Regions from separate parts of the Homo sapiens genome. Here region 2 is linked to region 1. Evidence: chromatin contacts called from ENCODE Hi-C or POLR2A ChIA-PET data. All regions are on one chromosome and are shown on one strand. Each heading gives the region's core, a stretch centred on a gene start or an enhancer-like site at or near the end of the contact. The rest is flanking DNA. Distances are from core to core; before and after follow the strand shown.

Evidence for each region. A loop is a pair of places that touch in the nucleus more often than their neighbours do. ChIA-PET counts read pairs that join two places held with the same protein, here RNA polymerase II (POLR2A). Pooled maps may share reads with other maps.
Region 2: a loop to region 1 is called in a map of heart left ventricle, with 2.3 times the contacts of the local background. The contact joins two enhancer-like sites. A Hi-C loop is called at or near these places in 3 of 168 maps with a recorded cell type or tissue (cardiac septum, heart left ventricle and heart right ventricle) and 2 of 50 pooled maps. POLR2A ChIA-PET finds 5 or more read pairs at or near these places in 1 of 52 experiments (activated naive CD4-positive, alpha-beta T cell).

The regions. Positions count from the first base shown.
Region 1 is chr4:148,055,037-148,059,703 of GRCh38, reverse strand. All of the region lies in intron 20 of ARHGAP10 (Rho GTPase activating protein 10), which reads right to left. Among named protein-coding and RNA genes, the nearest start is that of MIR4799, 270 kb to the right of the region's middle. RefSeq lists an enhancer at 3,582-4,667. Within about 2 kb of position 2,668, at least 9 of the 41 ENCODE cell types and tissues checked have a DNase peak (open chromatin) inside an H3K27ac peak, as active enhancers do; they include heart right ventricle, where a contact is called at or near this core.
Region 2 is chr4:148,271,655-148,276,321 of GRCh38, reverse strand. All of the region lies in intron 2 of NR3C2 (nuclear receptor subfamily 3 group C member 2), which reads left to right. Among named protein-coding and RNA genes, the nearest start is that of NR3C2, 170 kb to the left of the region's middle. Within about 2 kb of position 2,506, at least 7 of the 41 ENCODE cell types and tissues checked have a DNase peak (open chromatin) inside an H3K27ac peak, as active enhancers do; they include heart right ventricle, where a contact is called at or near this core.

The DNA.
Region 1 (4,667 bases), core at 1,419-3,918:
TCACAGTTCTTGACAGTATCATCCTTGGGAGAACTAAAACACTCACCAGATCATTTTTTTTGTACTCTGTGGTTCAGGGGAGAGCCCCAGCTTTTTCCCAAAGAACATCTTTGGGAAAAAGATCAAAGGTGATTAGTGAAATAATAATTAAAAGCTCATTATGTGCTAGAACATAATGAAATTTTTGAGAGTCCTTTCCTACCATTTCCCAAATTTAAACATTTAAAAAATCTATTTATTGCCTTTTTTTCTTGTTGTCCCTTTAACTACGGATTTTTGATTAGTAAGACTGGCATGAGCACAAACCACCAATTCTGTTTAATGCCAAGCTACTGACCAAGTACAAAAAAGTACCTAAGTGCCACAAGTTTCCTGAAAGCCAAGTTGCAGTTTGCGAAAATGGAGGAAGAAGTCAACTGTTCCTAAAAAGCTCAGAAACCACGTTTACCAAGACAGAAGAAATATACAGAACTGCTAATATCTGTTCGCTATCTTCCCAACTTAACACACTACACTGCAAAAGGCATCTCCTAAAACAGGATTCTTCTCTATCTTCAGCACGGAAGGCCAACATCACCGTCCTTCTTTCTCAAAGAAAGGGGACAAATAGAAACAAGAGTGTTTCACTAAAAGCACATGAAGATTTCAAATTGCTAACTTGGAAACACGTTCCTGAAAATGCACAGACTGAAAGTCTACCTGACTGTTCCTGACGCCACGGAGGCATTTCCTGTGTTTAGGTGGGGTGGGTGGAAGAGCTGGGAAGACAGTAAGCAGGGAAAGAATATGCATTTGTGTAAAGGATGAGGAAACTCTCTTCTTTAAAAAGAGTCAACACTCTTGCTTGGAAACATGGGCCTGAATTTCGGGGAAAGACCTTGTAGCTTTCACGTGCAGCAGTGGGGCCAAACCCCAAAACATGAAATTATGACAGTGCTGTATATGTGGTTACTTTACAAAGTGTATTTTTAGAAAATGGAACAGATCAGCAGTCCATGCTGCTTCTGATTCAAACTGTGATCCAGTCGCCTCCAGTACCAGACTCTACGCTCCACGCATATTAAAAACATTCTGGCAGCGACAGATCACAAACATTTCAGAAAGGGGGAAGGGAGTAGGGGCCTTAACTGTTAAAACTCGACACCAGTTGCACCAATCACCAGAGAACTCCTGCATCTAACAAACATTTCTTGCATAATATACACAGGTCAGGCTTTGGGCAGCACTAGAGATACAAGCCCCTGATTCCAGCCTGTATAAGCACTGAATGCAATCTAAATTCAAAAGGGTAGAGCGAGGAGAATACGCATTAAGAAAAGAAATGAATGCTTATTTGAAGTGACTAAATCCCCCAAATACCAAGATATTTCACTACGGTTATACAATACGAGATCAAATCAGAAGTTTGCACTGCAATGAAAGATTCTAAACTCTCATTTGCCAGGTCTCTGAGCAGAAGCTAACACATTAGTGAAATGATCTTTCATGCCAGTCTGGGAAACATACAGCATAAGTCTAGAACAGCTGTCCTGGGCAAGAGTGTTTGAAAATGTTAATAAAGACAGAAGGAAATATTGTAGATCTGTATATTATGGGAAAATCTCTGTTCAAATAAATGCCAGTTATTCCTTAAGTGCCAGGAGAGGGAGAACTCCACACGCAAGCACATTGTTTGGCTCCCCACGAGCACACCGAGGGACAACAGCAGTGCAGAGAAACAAAGGCCTGTGACATGCAAGTCGCCATAACCCACGGCGTTGGGGGAGAAGGACTTTGCTGCCCATCAGGAAGGTTCGGAGTAGACCCACTGGCTCATCATTTACAGTCTGAGGACTTCCTGTCAGGCCTTGTGCTAGTCCCTGGGGACACCCAGGAAACCGTGACACCACCTGCTCTGCAGCCAAGTGAGTGGAGAATGCCCAATTAATAACCATAATACAGGCACTGAGAGCCATGTAGCGATCTGCCCAAGGTCCCTCAGAGGAAGAGTGGAGGAAGCACCTAATAACCATGGGGATAGCCAGGAGGGCTTCCTGGAGGAGGCAGCATCTGTGCGGAGCTAATGCTGAAGCTGATGCTACCATAGTCAACATCGTCATCACCTCCCCACACCCAGGCTCATGTGAGGCACAACTGTGCAATCTAGCCCTGTGCTAGATGCAACAGGCAGGCACTAGTACACTTATTCCCAACCACCCTATTATTCCACATGACATATGAGAAGACCATCTCAGAAAGGTGAAAGCAACTTACTCAAGGTCATGTTTCTAGTAAACCCTGTTTTGACAAGACAGCACAGATCTCAGACCCTCAAGTCCTTTTCAGTGACTAGAATGGAATATGGAAAGAATGGTGAGAGATGCAAGTACCGGGATATTCAGGAGGCACAATCATAACCTAAAGGCAAAGAGGGGCCATTGAAGGATTGTACGCATGCAAATTACAAATGCCTAAGACTCTGCCACTCTGCAGAGAGACCTGGGTGCCAGAGCTGGCACTATCATTGTTGGCTGAGTGCCAGCTTGCAGTTTCTTCCTCCCCTAGGCTTGTTCCTCTTTTTGTCAATAGCTAGAGGCTATGCTGAGAAGGAAGCGAATGACTTACGAGTGCCCCCCAGAGGTTGGCCCACAGTTGCCATCATTAGCCTGCACTTAGTGTCATCCACAACTGAAACTTGGCTGAGCAACCTAAACTCCCTCAGCTAACGTGAAGAGAGTCATGACTCATCGGCTGGGTCACTGTGGGTTTAAATGAGATGATAGGCGTAAAGCCCTGAAGCATAGCAAGCAGTCAATAAATGAAGCCCTCACTACTATTACATATTTCTAGGTCAGATCTTACCTCTGATTTCTAGGGTTATATCATCACTAACCATTTAATTTACCAAAAGACAGCAAATCAGCTATGCAAAGGGAAAAAAGTATGACTATATTAAGTAGATGTCATCATTTAAAAAATCTAAAGTTGCTTATAGAAACATGGCATCCTGGATTTGAGCTTGAAACAGAGAAAGAACATTATTGGAAAGACTGGTGAAGTCCATATGAAGTCTGTGGTTTAGTTAACAGTACTGTATCAACACTAATTTCATTATTTTTAACAAAGGTACCACAGTTCTGTAAGATGCTAAGAGCCGGAGGTGGGGTGGGGGCGGGAAGTGAAGAGGGGAAGTGAAGGGTCTACGGAAGCTCTGTAGTATCTTTGTAACTTTTCTGCATACCTTAAACTATTCCAAAATAAAAATTTATTTTAAATGATACATTATAAAAAGAACAACCCCACATAGGTTTTTCAGTCACTGAAACACTAAAAGCCTTCTGAAATTATAAATAAACATTTGAGGGCATCCAAAACCCATAGGGAAAATGTCTGGTTGGTTTAATGACAAGAAGAGATGTGTGAAGCTTACACTGAAAATCACCTGGCACTCTCCATCTACCACCACAGTGGTTAACTGCACTTCCTAAAGCTGGGTTTTAAGAAAGGTGGGCCCTTCCAAACAGACCTGTTTTGATTACTGATTAGCTCAAGATCAGTAAACTTATTCTGTAAAGGGCCAGAGAGTAAATACTTCAAGCTTGGCAGGCCTTCTGCAACTACTCAATTCTGCTATCACTGTCAGTGAAAAAGCAGCCACAGACAAAACGTAAACAACTAAGTGTAGCTGTGTTCCAATAAAACTTTATAAAGACAGGTGGCAGTGGGCCACGGTTTGCTCACCCCTGGATTAAACAGACCAGATAAGAAGCCTGGAAGGGACGTGGGGTTTGGGGGAGATGAAGACAATTCGGATGGAGAATCCCCTCCATCTTCACTGGTTTTGTGGTGCGGGGCTCCCCTGTTCGTGCCTGGGGCTGACCCACACATACCCAGTGCTTTCCTGCAGCAGAGGCCTTCTTCAACTGTATAAGATCATCTCTCAAGCAGCAGGGAGCCAGCCAATACATGAAGCCAGCACGTAAAAGCAGTAACTTGTTCACCTTTGAGAACAAATATCTTTATTTTGTTGCTTCCCTGAGACGGAGTCTTGCTCTGTCACTCAGGCTGGAGTGCAGTGGCGCAATCTTGGCTCATTGCAACCTCCGCCTTCCAGGTTCAAGCAATTCTCGTGCTTCGCCTCCCGAGTAGCTGGGATTACAGGTGCATACCACCATGCCAGGCTAATTTTTGTATTTTCAGTAGAGACAGGGTTTCACCATGTTGGCCAGGCTGCTCTCGAACTCCTGACCTCAAGTGATCTGCCTGCCTCAGTCTCCCAAAGTGCTGGGATTACAGGCGTATGCCACCGCGCCCAGCTGAGAACAAATATCTTTTGCAGGAGGTAGGCGGTCAGGGAGAGGAGGAAGGGCACTGCAGGAAATCCCTCAAGCCCCATGAAGGAAGGCCTGCCATGTTTAACACTCAGTCCTCAGCCTGTGCGATCCTGAGGCTCCTACATGGATTTCCTCCTTTAACAAGAAAGGACATCACCATCTAATCATCTGACAAAGTTCACTCCCAAAGTCCACTCTCTTAGAGCAAAAGTTCTTGGTTTTGCTGTAAGAGAACAGGCGCAGAATTACATCTCTGACTGCTCTTCCACTCAAAGAGTTCTCCTTGAATCCTACCTTCCTTCCAGATGATCAGTGTGGAATCAGGTAAGAGGGCTGAACTTTAGCTTGCTAGTT
Region 2 (4,667 bases), core at 1,257-3,756, 220 kb before region 1:
ACAGGCAAATATATCCAAATGAATCAGAACCTGTAATTCCTAATTTATATGCAGAATTCTAGTATTTAATAGGAAATCAACAAAATAGCACCTCACTCTTCTGGTGTCCCCCACTGCACGTGCCTTCCTTCTCCTATTCCAGGAAATTTTCAGGGTCAAACATATTAAGACTCTCATAAAAGGTTCACAATAAGGACTCCAAGATTCTGAGTCAGGTGAAAATCTTACATTGGGCTCACTGTGCTCTGTACATTTTGGAATGATTTTAACACATTGTAAGAGTAAGGGGGCTTATGAATAATATTTAAATAGTACTATGGAATTTTGTAACCCAGATCATCCCATCTTTATTATGATGGCATTTTATGTTAATACATAATGTGTCATACATTATGTTTGTTTTAAAAAAAACCCTAAGTTGAAATACTTTTCCCTATTTCAGGAATTGAATTCGAAATTTCTTCAAAATCGCTTGATGTCCCCTGACTCTTGGGAACTCCAGTTTTTTTCCCTGATGGTTGTATAGCATATGATAATATTAGTTATTTTCATTATGGTTCATATTTTCTATTATTTATAAGATAAGATTGGCATCTGGGCACTGTGGCTCACGCCTGTAATCCCAGCACCTTGAGAGGCCAAGGCGGGTGGATCAACTGAGGTCAGGAGTTCGAGACCAGACTGACCAACATGGTGAAACCCCGTCTGTATTAAAAATACACAATTAACCATGCTTGGTAGTACATGCCTGTAATCCCAGCTACTTGTGGGGCTGAGGCAGGAGAATCACTTGAAACTGGGAGGTGGAGATTGCAGTAAGCCGTGATCACGTCATTGCACTCCAGCCTGGGCAACAAGAGTGAAACTCTGTCTCAAAAAAAAAAAAAGATAAGATAAGATTGGCTTATCTACTTTATAGTAAATTGAATTCCTCATAATGTCTTCTTTGCTTTTATGATTTATATTTTGGAAATAAAAGTAAGCCCTTTTAGACTTAATTTTAGACCTCAACAGATTTTCTTACCCTACAAATGTACAGTAGAAAGTTTTCTTCCACCCTAACAAATCTATTTCCTACATTTAATTCCTTACACTTATTAGAAAAAGTCATCAACTGACCTGTGTACTTTAAAGTAACCCTTTGCAACTGTGTCATAAGCAAATTTCTAATGATCTTTCCATTTAGTGTGGCTATAATTGTTTAAGTTAAAAATAGTTTTCTCTGCTTAGAAGATAAACAGTGAAGTTAGATGTGTACTTTAGAATTATATGCCCTTTATCTCTGTATTAGTCCGTTTTCACACTGTTATAAAGAACTACCTGAGGCCAGGTGCGGTGGCTCATGCCTGTAATCCCAGCACTTTGGGAGGCGGAGGCAAGTGGATCACCTGAGGTCAGGAGTTCGAGACCAGCCTAGCTAACATGGTAAAACCCCATCTCTACTAAAAATACAAAAATTAGCTGGGCGTGGTGGTGGGAACCTGTAATCCCACCTTCTCAGGAAGCTGAGGTGGGAGAATCACGTGAACCCAGGAGGTGGAGATTGCAGTGAGCCGAAATCACGCCATTGCACTCCAGCCTGGAGTGAAACTCCATCTCAAAAAAAAAAAAAAAAAGAAAAAACTACCTGAGACTGGATAATTGACTGAGTCCATTAAGCAGACTTAATCTACTCACAGTTCTGCATGACTGGAGAGGCCTCAGGAAACTTACAATCATGGCAGAAGGCAAAGGGGAAGCAAGGCACGTCTTACATGGCAGCAGGAGAGAGAGAGAGCAAGAGCGAGGGGGGAGCTGCCCAACACTTTTAAACCATCAGCTCTCATGAGAACTCACCATCAGAACAGCATAGGGTACACCACCCCCATGATCCATACACCTCCCACCGGGTCCCACCCTCAACCTATGAGGATTACAATTAGAGATGAGATTTGGGTGGGGCACAGAGCCAAACCATATCACTCTCAAATTTATCTGTGCCATTATTTTTCTTGAAAATACATGCCATTGTGAGGTAAATTTGCTGACTAAACCTATATACACCTGTCTTTCTAAGACTTCAATAAATTATTTGCCATTTTTCTTTTTGAACACCATTTGTTCTTAACGGGAGATCCCGTAAAACACTTACTATGTTTGGAAAGTTTTTGCTGCTTCTGGCTACTTGTTATTTTTACAAAGATATTATTTCTCTCCCTTTCTTTTCTCACCTGTATTACCTTTTTTTTTTTTTTCTCATGAGCTGCCTTTTATTACCTGTCAAGCCCACTGCTTTCTCTTTTGCTGAGTGTACGTGGCCAGGGCTGGGTTCCAGTGCTCCTAGTGTGAAGCTGGCTTCTACAGACCTCAAAGTTTATCTGCCCTTGACATTGTTATCCACATCTTTCCCCCAACTCCACCCCAGCTGCACCAGCTGCCTTATCTCTTGCTCCACAGCGTGACCCCCCTGTGCACACTGCAGGATCACCGTGATTCTGTTGCCTGGTTTCTGATAGCCCTTCCAACTTGGAGCTTTGCCTTAGTCATGCTCTGTGCCCACTGGCTCTAGCTAGTTCCTAGCCTTGACCTGGTGTGTACCTTCTCTGCTTCTGGTTGTCTTTCTGCTTCCTGACTACCTTGCTGTCTCAGCCCTGTGTTCCTTCTCGTGTCTGTGTTGGCTCTTCTAAGTTCCCTCCTGTCCTTGTGATACACTGTGCTGGGAAGACAGCCAGCACCCCTGGGGCTGACTCCCTTGTTTTTTGTAGCTCTTTGAAAATTATATTTCAGTTTGGGTAAGTTTTACTAAATTAAGAAAAAAAACCCAACATGCCATCTGATCCCTTAACATTATTTTACTATATATAAAAAAATTTAGCGACCATAATCTTTAAAGCTTGGTAATTGTTGCTTAGGTATATACATGTGTGTATACATGTGTGTTTTGTCACTTATGTTTCAAAATATTAATCTCTTTCTCACAAAGAGTAAATATTCTGTATACATTGTTTCAAGCACAAGAAAGGGAATATTGCCATAGATTTCAAAATCTTCATCATAAACAGGCATTGGTGGTACAGTTTTAATAGACGAAGATATAATGTCCTTGATATAATGTCCTTGAAATCTAGTCGAAACATTTAGCAATCCTAATTTCATGTTCCAGTGGCATTGAAATCAAACATAGGAGATTTCATCCATCTGACTTTAGGTATTTCCATTTAATAAAATGGAGGGAGAAAGGCCAGGCTCACTCATATCTTTGTGGTGGGTGGTCAGGTGGTATTGATGACTATCCTTCTTTTTCTCATCTGGCCCCGGTACATGGCACGAAGACATTTGAAGCAAGACTGATCAAAGGTACTTCACTATTTCTTGCCTTCTTGCAGTTAAAACGAAAGAAACAGCCTACTTCAACTTCTTTATCTTTTTCTATCACTATTTATAGGTATACTGAAGTCTTTTTCTTTTTTTTGCAAATGCCAGTGGAACTACTTACTTCTGACCCCTAAACAATATCATGTTTGCTTTGATATGTATCCCATTTGCCTTGTTTTCAAAACCTTTTTCATCTTTTCTCAGACCTGCGCCAAAGACAAAAGCCTAACTTTTATTTTAAAAACTTCTGAAAAAAACATCCGTAATTGCTTTTAAGAGTGTTAGGCAAAAGATGAAAGTTATTTTGGTATACTTAACAGTTATCGTTTTTAAGTACAAATTTTTGTAACCTTGGAAAATACTTAAATTGAGCAGTAAAGCCAGTAGTAAAAATATGGATGTCTTTTTATTTGAAGGACTATCACATGTCACTGAAGGCAAGAAAAGACTAGAATATAGACTTAAATAAATTCCAAGGGTCCTTTCACACACTTATACACACACACCACAGGCTTAAATAATAAAGGTATCTAATTCAATCCTCACTCAGTACTCCTGAGAGCACTTTCTTGAATCTACATGATTTTTATCTCATTTGTAAGAAACAGATGTTACATTGAGTTAACTGAATTTGGAACTTTCATTTTGATTTTTCTTGCTTTCAAGAAAAGCTATTTTAAACAGGCTTGATACATTTTTGTAAGAGTGAGGAGGTAATGCGGAATTGTCATAGAAGTTAATGTATATATTAATATTCCTTTACTTTCCAGGAGGGATTTGTCTGCAAACCGCCACCACCCCTTGCTATTCCCTCATACTAGAATATGAGTTCTAATTATCAGGATTTTTGTGTGTTTGGTTAGTTGATACATATCAAGAGACCTAGAACAGTGCCTGGTATACATTAGTTGCTTAGTAGTTGTGTTGAATAAATAAATAGAGGGAGAAGATAACTGTTTCAATACCTGCTTATTGCTCATAATATATAATCTACAGGTTTAGGTGGATATTTGGAAGTAACTATCCTTATTCTTTAATACCAGGACAGCAACAGAAATCAGGTGAAGAGGGAGGTACTAGTTAGCTAATGAATGAGCTAGAAAGAAGCCAGGCCCTGATTAGTTCTTTCTTCTTCCACTCCAACCACTGGCAAATATCTAAATAGTCCTTTTAATTTAAATTAAATGTTTAAATAATTTTAATATCTGTTCTAATAAGGGCCAAGTATACCCACGGCTCTAATAGTGATAGTTTTTTTCTCAAAGCCAAAATATATATGAGAGGAGGATGCGGGCAGGTGGAAAGGGGACAGA